2 separate regions of the Homo sapiens genome follow, and region 2 is linked to region 1. A link is a contact called in ENCODE Hi-C or POLR2A ChIA-PET data. All regions are on one chromosome and are shown on one strand. Each heading gives the region's core, a stretch centred on a gene start or an enhancer-like site at or near the end of the contact. The rest is flanking DNA. Distances are from core to core; before and after follow the strand shown.

The links. A loop is a pair of places that touch in the nucleus more often than their neighbours do. ChIA-PET counts read pairs that join two places held with the same protein, here RNA polymerase II (POLR2A). Pooled maps may share reads with other maps.
Region 2: a map of PC-9 shows a loop between it and region 1 (6-fold over the local background). The contact joins the promoter of MORC2-AS1 here to the enhancer-like site in region 1. A Hi-C loop is called at or near these places in 3 of 168 maps with a recorded cell type or tissue (PC-3, PC-9 and endothelial cell of hepatic sinusoid) and 2 of 50 pooled maps. POLR2A ChIA-PET finds 5 or more read pairs at or near these places in 4 of 52 experiments (BJ, PC-9, activated CD4-positive, alpha-beta T cell and 1 more).

Annotation. Positions count from the first base shown.
Region 1 is chr22:30,826,145-30,831,764 of GRCh38, reverse strand. All of the region lies in intron 2 of OSBP2 (oxysterol binding protein 2), which reads right to left. Among named protein-coding and RNA genes, the nearest start is that of MORC2-AS1, 93 kb to the left of the region's middle. RefSeq lists enhancers at 873-1,373, 1,374-1,874, 810-2,009, 4,376-4,525. Within about 2 kb of position 1,609, at least 5 of the 41 ENCODE cell types and tissues checked have a DNase peak (open chromatin) inside an H3K27ac peak, as active enhancers do; they include PC-3 and PC-9, where a contact is called at or near this core.
Region 2 is chr22:30,919,514-30,924,937 of GRCh38, reverse strand. It overlaps MORC2-AS1 (MORC2 antisense RNA 1), which reads right to left and starts at 2,630. Exons shown (of 2, transcript NR_026920.1): 1 at 2,423-2,630; 2 at 1-209. LOC107985544 (a long non-coding RNA gene) reads left to right here and starts at 3,159. Exons shown (of 3, transcript NR_146603.1): 1 at 3,159-3,350.

The DNA of each region.
Region 1 (5,620 bases), core at 360-2,859:
GTCCCTTGGGAAAGCTAAAGAGTGGATTCAGTACAGTCAAGTGAGCCACCTCCCACTAGATAACTCCAGAGAACAGGGGCAGTGCCAGCATCACCCCCAATTCAGAAGGGCCCTACCCTTGATTTAATTCTCAGCTGTCTTGAAATTCTTAATAATTTTTGCAAGGGGCCCTATATTTTCATTTTGCATTTGCCCCACAAGTCAAGAAGCAGGTTTTGCTAGGGGATGACAGTTCCAGGGACCACTTCTCTGAACCCCAACCACCAAGGACAGTGGATCGGTGCCAGGGTCCCAAGAAGTCCTGTCTGGCTTGGGTTCCAGCCACGTACAACATAAACCAACTTCGTTTAGAATGCCTTCCGTTGGTTTTCCACACAATGGCAGGAGACAGTGCAGCTGACGAGCCATCAAAGAGCAACAACAAATAATAACTGAACTAGTAAGGACACTTCATGCTTTTTGGTTAGTCAATTGCAAGTGAAAACAAGGCACATTATACTGGCCAAAGAATAATCTCTCAGAATGATGGAAGTCTAATGTAGGGAAGCTTACAGCAAGGTGTTGTCCACACCCGCCCCAAGCATCATGAACCAGAACGTTCTTGCCAAGGGTGATGGGGCTGCTAGAGGGAAGCATTCACACCCTTTGACTCAGCGATTGCATTCTTGGCAATGTGTCCCGGAAAGAAACACAAAGGAAAAACTTTACATGCCAAAGATGCTCAGGCAGCAGTTGGCTACAGTGATCTGGGAAGAACCTAAATGTCTAACAGAAGGAAAAGGCATTCCACAGCCTTCCAACGAATAAACACAAAGCCTGCGATAACGTGGGAAAGTGTTTATGATGTACAGCCATGTGAAAATGACATTTTTTTTTTTTGGATCTCAATGATATTAAAAGGATGTTTGTATAAAGGAAAAACATTGACCAAAAATAGAGACCTAAAAACAGTGGCAAAGGGATAATGGCGCTATGGAAACGCCATGCTCTTGAACATCTGGAATTGTTGTCTAAACAGTAAATAACCCTTAAAAATAATGAATGCCTAGGGCACAGAAGATTGGTCCTGCTGAATCTCAGAAAGTCTGGCCAAAAACAAAGCATGTGTGCTGGGGGACAGGTGAGGAGTGGGATTTGGGGAAGGGATTTTGCCAGGCAGATGAGCAGTTACCAAATGGTTAATGAACTAAGAGTCACATTCCAGGGGCCCTGTCCCGTACAAACTATGCTGCTTCTAATGTAAAAATATCCGCGGTGGAGGGATGCACCCAGTGGGCCTGACCAGGAAAGACACTTGTCCTCTAACCAGCCCCACCTATGGCCGAAAGGCTGATGGCCATGCCAGGTCAGGATGCGGCAGGCAGCCCCAGGGCGCTGTCCAGGTGGGGTTCCATTCCCCAAGTCTGTGGCCTCCTTCCGCCTTGACACACCACCCAGTGTGAGCAACTACTATTTCTGAAGATATGCGTCAGGAATCATTACTCAACACACACGTCACAGGGAAACAGGACATAAAAGGAAATTTATCTTTGGCAGCCCAAAGCCCATAACTTCATTTTTATTCATATTGCTCATCTATTTGATCAGATGCTGCTGCTGGTTTGAGCTGACTGGCACTTTATAGGAAAACCAGATGCCAGGAGAATGAATCTGCAGTGGGCAGGGCCGGGCCCTACAGGACACTCCCTGATGAGGTCAGAAGAAGATGTACATCCAGCAAACCCCTCAGTCCCAGCTCCAGCTCAACCCCATGCATCCAGACTCAGGCCCCTCTCTCCATTTCACTAGCCACCTTGAGATCTTTTCACTGAAGTCTCCCAAGCCCTGCTCCCACTTTGGCCCCCGTCGGGTCACCTGTCTTAGCCTGGCACCTAAGCAGCCCTCTCTTTGCCCAGAGGCAACAGAGGTCATTGTGCTACCTTCAGGACCAGTCAAATATTATTACTAATAATTGTTTTTATTAACAGGGCTGTTGCATATGGTTGAGCAGGTTGTACATTGCACAGCCCTAGGAAGTGCCATTCACAACAGACACTATAGATTTATTTTTATTACAATGCAAATCCAGCAAATGGAAGAGTCTCGTTCTGACAAATCAGAACAATTTTAAACTATTACAACAGTTTACAAATAAGTAGAGGTAAGGGCCCGGCGTGGTGGCTCACGCCTGCAATCCCAGCACTTTGGGAGGATTTGGTTCACGCCTGTAATCCCAGCACTTTGGCAGGCAGACCATTTGAGTTCAGGAGTTCAAGACCAGTCTGGCCAACATGGGGAAACCCCATCTCTACTAAAAATACAAAAATTAGCCAGGCGTGGTGGCAGGCATCTGTAATCCCAGCTACTCGGGAGGCTGATGCAGGAGAACAGCTTGAACCCGGGAGGCAGAGGTTGCAGTGAGCCGAGATTGCACCACGGCACTGCAGCCTGGAAGACTCCAGAGCAAGACTCCGTCTCAAAAAAATAACTAAACAAAAAATAAGTAGGGGTAAAGGGTCTTGAGGAAGAGGCATCCTTTTCTAATCCACGCGAGGTGCCAAGTGAGCCCACAGCAGCCCTGCACGCCAACCCGTGAACGCCAAATGAACCAGCTCCCTGGAGAGCACGCTATGTTCTCCAGGCTCCTTGGGGCTACCAGTGGCAAAGAACCTTGACTGCCTGGCTGGGGGAGCCTGGGCCTGTCCCAGCCCCATCGCCTCCACACTGTCAATGCCTTCCTCACTGTCACTGGGCATGCTGTGGCACAGTGAACAGCCACAAGCGCACAGGGCTGGTGCTTGGCCCACGAGGGTCTCCTCTTCTCTGCTGCACTGCCCCATCATGACCCTCTTTTCCCTCCAGGCCCTTCCAGTCCAGCACAACTGCCCCCTCGCTACCTAGGGGCTCAGGGTTGGCATGAAGCCTGTTTGCTGAGGGGGACTTCTGCATAGCCAATACAAGCACTGGGGGAAGCCTGCTCTGCCCACCTCTCCCCCGTCTCCTCTCCTCCTTCCTTGAGCTCTCGCCCTCTCTACCTGTAGGCCTGCCCTTCACACAGTGACACTCACATGCACACAGGTGTGCTGCCCTCCTGGCACCTCCGACATGCTGCTCCCCCTACCTGGGACACTCTTACATACAGTGCCCCCAATCCACCCCTTAGCTGCTTGCCCACGTCGGGCCCTCTGCTGGGATCCCTGCCCACTCGCAATGCCTTTCCTCAGAGCTCATGGACTCCTGCATGCCTCAAGCTCTGTGCATATTCTCAATCTTCTCTACTTGGCATGGCCAGCGCCTCCTGGACTCTGAGTGTGGGCAGCCAGGGCCATGCCAGTCCTCTCCTTCATGGGAAGGGATCAGCGTGCAGGGTCAGAGGGATGCTGGCCTGGGGATGAGGTGAGCTGGGCTCTGCTACTCCCAGCCCCTCTGGGCTGGGTGCCTGTCACCTGGCTGTGGACACTATGTGCCCTACGCAGCTGCTGGGACAGAGTGAGTGACTGACAGACACTGTTGGCCAGATTTTCTGCCTAACGGAAAAGACAAATTCTGTCTTCTTTTACCATTTACTGTTCTTCACTCTGCCTCAAAAGCATTGAAAGATTCGAGACCTCCATCTGGCATTTAGCCTCTTTCTAATGACAAGGAATCCCCCCAGATCACCTCTCTGTATTCCCCAGGCTCGGAGGTTCTGCCCCAGAAAGTGAGTCCCCAGCCCCACCCACTGTGGCCTTCACTCAGGCCAGGCCCCTCAAGAGTTCAGCGGGTCCCCAGGCCATAGCCTTCCCCTTGACCATCCATTCAACCAACACGCGGTTAAATGCTGGGGGTGCAGGCTCTGGCCCCACTCCTGCCTGTGTGATCTTGAAAAAGTCATCTCTCTTCCTTGAGCCTCAGTTTCCCCATCTGTACAATGATATGGCCAATGATTATCTTCCTTGCTACCATTGATTAAGCACCCTTCCGTGGGCCACGGGCTTCCCACTTTCCCCTTATTCCAAGCTGCAGAGGAGCATCACTCCTCCAATGAGGGAGCTGAGGTGACTTCTTCCATGTCTCCCCTAGGTCTCATTTGGCTCCAAGGACTGGACTTGTCCCATGCCCACGGGCCCATGGTTGCCTTGACAGGTTGACTCCTTGAAACCGTTCTTCCTGGCCTCTGTGCAAATTATGGCAGTAAAACGTCACTTCCCCAACAGGTCTGTTTGTAAAATAATGTGCATTCCTATAAGGAGCCAGATTTATACTGGAGGAGATAGAAAGGATCCTACTACTAATGAGCAGCTACCATGTGCCAGGATGGGCAGGGGCTTCCATACGTATTACTGCCATCATTTTAAGACACCAAGTAGAATTCTCACCACCTTAGGCCAAAAGCAAGTGGCCAGAGGCTCTGTCATGTTAGGTTTGCATGGCAGAAGGTACCGCTTCACAGTGAGTCACACCAAGTAACAGTGACAACTCGGTGTGGGAAGACATAAATGGGGTCAGCACTACCATGAGGCCTCCTTTCCACAAGCCACACACCACCTCCAGAGCCAGCAGAGCTGTGCCCTCACAACTCCCCACTTCACATCCTTTCTTGCCCATCTGTCCTTTCTGATGCAACCCACTGGCAGGGCCCCTTTCTATATCTCACCCATCATGAGGTCCTGACACCTCGCTGAAACCTAACTGAGCATCCCCATCCTCACCTGCCACTTACTCATCCTCCAATACACAGCTGGGTGTCACCTCCTCCACTTACTCATCCTCCAATACACAGCTGGGTGTCACCTCCTCCAGGAAGCTCTCCAGGATCCCCCACTCCAGGTTCACCTAAGAGACCCACTGTCCTGTTGGAGCTTCCCTGGTTGTTCCAGAGTTCCACAGTGGGACCAGAATGGAAAGGGTGGGGGCAGGAAAGACTCCAGCCTGAGTCAGGGGAGTCCCAGTGCACCAGGGGAGTGCACCAGGGGAATGCCCCAGAGGAAGAACAGGAAGCTGAGGCCCCCAACCAGAGAGAAAACACCACCCAAGGATGCTCCTTGCCCCTCAGCCTCAGATGGCCCTTCCCATTGTTCACTTCCAGGCGGTGGGCCGGTTCCAAACACCAGTTAGACAAAAGTGCTGAGTGCTGGAGGGGAGAGGGTGGCATTAAGACACAGGTAAAACCCAGCCTCCATCTCTGGTAGCTTACAGCCTCTAGGAGGGTGAGACTTGCATCAAACAACCCAGTCCTGCTACAGAAGGGGCCCAGGAGAGGTCCGAAGGAGGGGGCACCTCCAGCCTTGGGAGGTCGGGGGAAACTTCAGGATGAACTAGAATGGGCATTGCGCCTGCAAGGATGAATTTATTATGAGGGAGGGGCAGGGAGATTGGGCCAAGTAGGCAGAGGGAGGCTGGACTGGGCATGCTATGAGGCTAGGCCCGAGGAGTGGCAAATGTGAATCCCTGGGAACCAGGAGGCCACTCTGCAGGTGCAGGGAAGGAGATTAGAGCACAGAGCCAGTCCCTTGCTTCAGGCCTTAGTCCTTCCTCCCAGGAACCTCAGCAGATGCCAAATATAGACAGTGCACTTTGGCAAGCTGTCCCCTAAAAGTCCCTATTTGTGAATTTTTGAAGGACCCCGTGTCCTCCATCAATTCCCAGCTGAAGTTCCATG
Region 2 (5,424 bases), core at 1,381-3,880, 92 kb before region 1:
TTTGTTAATGCTACCACAGCTGTGCTGAATGAAGCCTGTTTCCCAGGCAGAGATCCTGCCACTCTGGATGGGAAGATAAAATGCAGGGGTCCTCTTTCCTGGTTTCCTGGGAACATCAAGGGACAGGTGACCAGCTTGGAACTCTTTGATGACTTGGAAGGAGGAAGATGGTCTGGCTGATCTGTGGTGAGAAGGTCCTTTGCACAAGGCTGCAAGAAAGTGAAGGGCAGCAATGCTGGTGTTTAAAGAACGAGAGGGGTGGGGACTCTAGGGTGTTTTGTTTGAGATGGGGGTCTCGCCCTGGTCACCTAGGCTGGAGTGCAGTGGCACGATCTTGGCTCACTGATACATCTGCCTTCCAGGCTCAAGTGATCTCCCACCTTAGCCTCCCAGGTAGCTGGAACCACAGGCACACACCATCATGCCTGGCGAATTTTTTTTGTATTTTTGGTAGAGTTTCGTCATGTTGCTTAGGATGGTCTCAAACTCCTGAGCTCAAGTGATCCACCTGCCTCGGCCTCCCAGAGTGCTGGGATTACAGTGTGAGCCACCATGCCTCACCTAGGGTGTTTGGTTTTTAAGTGAAACATGCACATGGTAAACATTAAAACCGTCTAAAAGGCTGGACCATGAAAAGCAAGGCTCCCTTCTCCCACCCAATCCCTGAATTCTCCCTGGAGAGTATCCCTCCTAAGTGCACGCACTTCCACTCTGTTCCATTTCTGCCTGTTAAAACTACTTAGTGCAGCTTAGTGTAGTGGAACCTGCTTCAGAATAACCCATATGGGTCTTCTTTATTCTCATGAACCACAGAGCATTTCATGTGTTGGATATATTGTCTCCTACTTACGGACATTTGGGGTTGTTTCTGTTTTTGTTTGTTTTGTGACGGACTCTTGCTCTGTCACCCAGGCTGGAGTGCAGTGGCACAGTCTCGGCTCATTGCAACCTTCACCTCCTGGGTTCCAGCGATTCTCCCCTCTCAGCCTCCCAAGTAGCTGGGACTACAGGTGCGTGCCACCATGCCCAGCTAATTTTTGTATTTTTTGGTAAAGACAGGGTTTCACCATGTTGGCCAGGCTGGTCTCAAACTCCTGATCTCAAGTGATTTGCCCGCCTTGGCTGGGATTACAGGCATGAGCCACTGCACCCGGCCAGTCACCATTTTCATCCGGTAACTTGCAATGCACCAGGCCTTACCAGGGCCACTGTTGGGTTCAGCGGACATTTCCTTCTTCAAGCTGGCAAGGCCTCAGACAAGTCACTGCCCATTTTGGCTCCTGTTCCTCCTCTAAAATAACGGAGTTGGGTGATGGCAGAGGCTTTCCAGCTTATTCAGCCTCAGGAGTACCTAAAATTTATCCAGAAGCCCATATGGAAAGCCAGGAGTCCTGGAGCTGCTCTGGTTGAAGCTAGGATGGGGGCCCAGAGCTCCCTGCTGTTCTTGACCCCCAAATCTTTGCTTCCAAGATTCACTGGCCCCTACCTGCTACCTGTAGGCCTTCACCTGCTTACTTGTGTCCGATGTAGGGATTATGGGCTTACTCAGCAGCCATCCTCATGGCCTAAACATTTGGCCAATTTCAGTGTCCCCGAAGGGTGAAGGAGGTCTGGGCTTCCATGGGGCCTGAACTGCAGGTACCTTCAGCACTTCCTGGGGTTCTGGACATGTCAACAGCTGCCCACCAAGGCCTGGAAGATAAGGAGGGCTCACACCACTAGTGCAAACTTGGATCAATGAGAAGGGAAGGATGCGACAGACGTATCCCTCCTCTTTTCTTGTCCCCTCTGGATTCTGTTGAGATGCTTCCAGGGATTCTCCGAGGCCCCTTCCTGCTCCAGTAACTGCAGGTTACTGGGGAAGCTGTGGCCAGCTCTAATCCCCTACTTTTTTTTTTTTTTTTTTTTGAGACAGTCTCGCTCTGTAGCCCAGGCTGGAGTGCAGTGGCGCCATCTTGCCTCATTGCAACCTCTGCCTCCAGGGTTCAAGCGATTCTCCTGCCTCAGCCTCTCTAGTAGCTGGAATTACAGGCGCGCGCCACCACGCCCGGCTAATTTTCGTATTTTTAGTAGAGATGGGGTTTCGCCATGTTGGCCAGGCTGGTCTAGAACTCCCAGTCTCGAGAGATCCATCTGCCTCAGCCTCCCAAAGGGCTGGGATTACAGACGTGAGCCACAGCGCCCGGCCTAATCCCCTACTTTGATTTACTGTCCCTCCCCACATCATTTCTTCCCTTATTGAAAGCTCTGGGTCCTCCCCAATGCCCCACCATGTAAACCAATCTGTCCTGCTGGGTTTGGGGCACCGCGGTGGGCAGGGGAGAACCCGTTTGTCAGAAGGTTCAGAGTTTCTGAGTTCCTCATGCTTAATCATCAGCGGCCACAGCACAACAGTGGCCGAGGGTGGGTTGTAAATTCTCACCTGGCCTAGAGGACGCAGCCACGACCCCAGCGCTTGGCCATCTCTGTAGAGGATTCGCGGGTGGACCATGCTTAGTCTAACAGGGTATGGTTATTAACGCCCGTTATGAACGGTTCATAACCAGCCAACGGTTATGAACTGTGGAGGGCTTCCGCAATCCCGCCACACGCTCGAGGCGGAAGCGACAAGACGCCTGCGTGGTTTTGCTGGCGCGCCGCACGTGCCCGTACCGTGACCTGCGCATGCGCTTTGGAAGCCTCGCGAGCTTCCTGCGGCACTCAGGGTTTGGTGCAGGTGCCTGTGGCCTTTGGGGGTTTCCTCGCGTCTTTTAGGTAGATGCTTCCAGGGATTCTCCGAGGCCTCTTCCTACTCCAGTAACTGCAGGTTTCTGGGGAAGCCGTGGCCAGCTCTAATCCCCTACTTTTTTTTTTTTTTTTTTTTTGAGACAGTTTCGCTCTGTCGCCCAGGCTGGAGTGCAGTGGCGCCATCTCGCCTCACTGCAACCTCCGCCTCCAGGGTTCAAGCGATTCTCCTGCCTCAGCGTCTCTAGTAGCTCCTTACAGGGAGAGCAATGGCCCACTCACACCCGAAACAGAGAAGCGAGGATTTTTTTTTTTTCCTGCAAGCTGCTGCGCATTAATTAAGTCAAAGTGCAGAAGAAATCTTTTCTACCCCGGCTTTCCAACTTTCCGGGGGTCATTAGGGAAAAACATTCGTTGAACAGATGTCCTTAGGGTCGGCGCTTTTATCTCTGAAAGGAAGAACACTTGGAAAGGAAGCTGCGTGTTTTTCCTCTTGCCCGGAAGAGCCAGCCTGTATGTCTCCCTTTTGACCCGAGGCCAAGCGCCTGAAGCCTCTTGGACTTAGTTAACATTAGTCCGTTTTCTATGCGTTTGTCCTTGGCTTGGTTTATGGTGTTTGTTGAAAGGTAAATGTTTTAAAGTTTTGGGGATTCCTATCATGCTTAGGGAAATCAATCCCCTTCTCTCTTCTCCCCTTCCCCCGATATTCTCTTACATTTTGTTGCAATGTTTATTATTTATTTTTTACTAGACAACCTATAGTCCTTATGGAATATATTTTAGTATAAGCTGTAAGGCAAGAGTCAAGCGTCTCCCGCCCCCAGGTGGAAATTAACTTATTCCAGCCCCACTTATTAAATGAGCCTCTTACTAAATGAGCCAACAGGTGTGGACCTGTTGAGTTTGAGATCCCGCTTAGACGCCAGTGGAGACATCTGTGGTCAGTTGCACAAGTGAGTCTGATGTGAGGGGTGAGGTTCTGGCTGAAACTATAATTTTGGGCGTCATCAGCATCTAAATAGATCAGTCTCCCTCACTTGTTAAAAAATGCTTTTCCAGTCTTAGAATGTATTCTCTCACATGAAATATTTAATCGCATTATCCAGTTCGTTCCCATCCCTGCCTAAAAGAAAGTGTTCCATTGGGATTTAAATTATAATTGCATTAAATTTAAATGGAAGTTTTGGGAGCATTGACATTTTTGTGATATTAATCCTCCCCCAGAGGATAAAAAATGGCTTTCCATTTACTCAAGACTTCTTTTAGGTCCTCCAATAAGATTTTATAAATTCTTTATACGGGTTCTATAACTTTCTGGTTAAAATTATTCCTAAGTGTTTTATGGTTTTTGTCTATTGTGATGGAATACTTTTTTCCATCTGTATTACTCATTGATTATTAATATGTAGAAAAGCTAATGATTTAATATAATTCACTTTCTGTCTTAGGAATTCTGGTAGTTTTAATAAGCCTGTTTTTTATAGATACAAATTTGCCAGTATACCAATTTATTTTGTCAGTTTGCTTTAGTTAGAACCTCTGAAACAATGTTGAATAATGATCCCGGGCTGTTTCTGATATGCGTGGAAATCCGCATGTGAGAGTTGAGCGGTGAGAGTTTCGGCAAGTGGCTTTTAAAATGTTGGGGTTTCCTTTAGTTTGTCTTGCGGCTGCTGGGACTCACCGGTAGTTGCCAGTCCTGCCTGAGTTGGGCGCCAGGGGGCAGCAGTCACACAGAATGAAACGTGGGCTGTGCCCCCTGGAAACTGGCTGAATTTTGTCAAATGCCTTTACACCTTCTATAAAAAAAAAAAAAACATAGAGTTTTCTCCTTTATGCTGCTGTTTTTATTTTCAATTAGACATTGAGTAGCTATGAAAGAATGCTGTATAAAATATTTGTAAAGGAGGCCTGAAGCGGTGGCTCACGCCTGTAATTCCAACACTTTGGGAGGCCAAGGTGGGCAGATTGCTTGAGCCCAGGAGTTGGAGACCAGCCTGGGCAACATAGCAAGACGCCATCTCCACATTAAATACAAAAATTAGCTGGGTTTGTGCTGAGGCCGAGGTGGGAGAATCGCTTGAGCCCGGGAGGTGGAGGCTGCAATGAGCTATGATCGTGCCACTGTACTCTAGCCTGGGTGACAGAGTGAGAAACTGTCTTTAAAAAAAAAAAAATTATAAAGCAGAAAAAGTATACATCAAACACCCATCACCTGGCTTGTTATATTATAAATCCCTGTGTGTCTTTCCTGGACCCCTTGTCTCCCTGCTCAGAGGTCACCATCATCCTGAATTGTGTTTATTACTCTTAGTATTTCATTTTATAATTATGTTTCTTTACTCTTCATTATATTTTTATGAGCTCTGTGTATTCCTGTTTTATTTTGCCCTAAGTGTTTTATTTTGCTTTGTTTTTGAACTTAGATGGACATAACGTTTTATTGTTTTGCGGTTTTCTTTTTTTTTATTTTCAACATTGTGTTCCAGAAAATCATCCATGTTGTTGGATGTAACTGTAATTTATTCATTTTCACTACTGTATAGTATTCTGGATGTTAACCTAAATAACAATAAAGAGAGGTTCTCAAAAGAAAATATACTTATTTAGGAACAAAGCATTGCAAATTTATGTATATATGTCTTTTCTTTTAGAGAGCCTCTTTGTTATTTGGGTTGCTACATCACTGCCGAATACTAG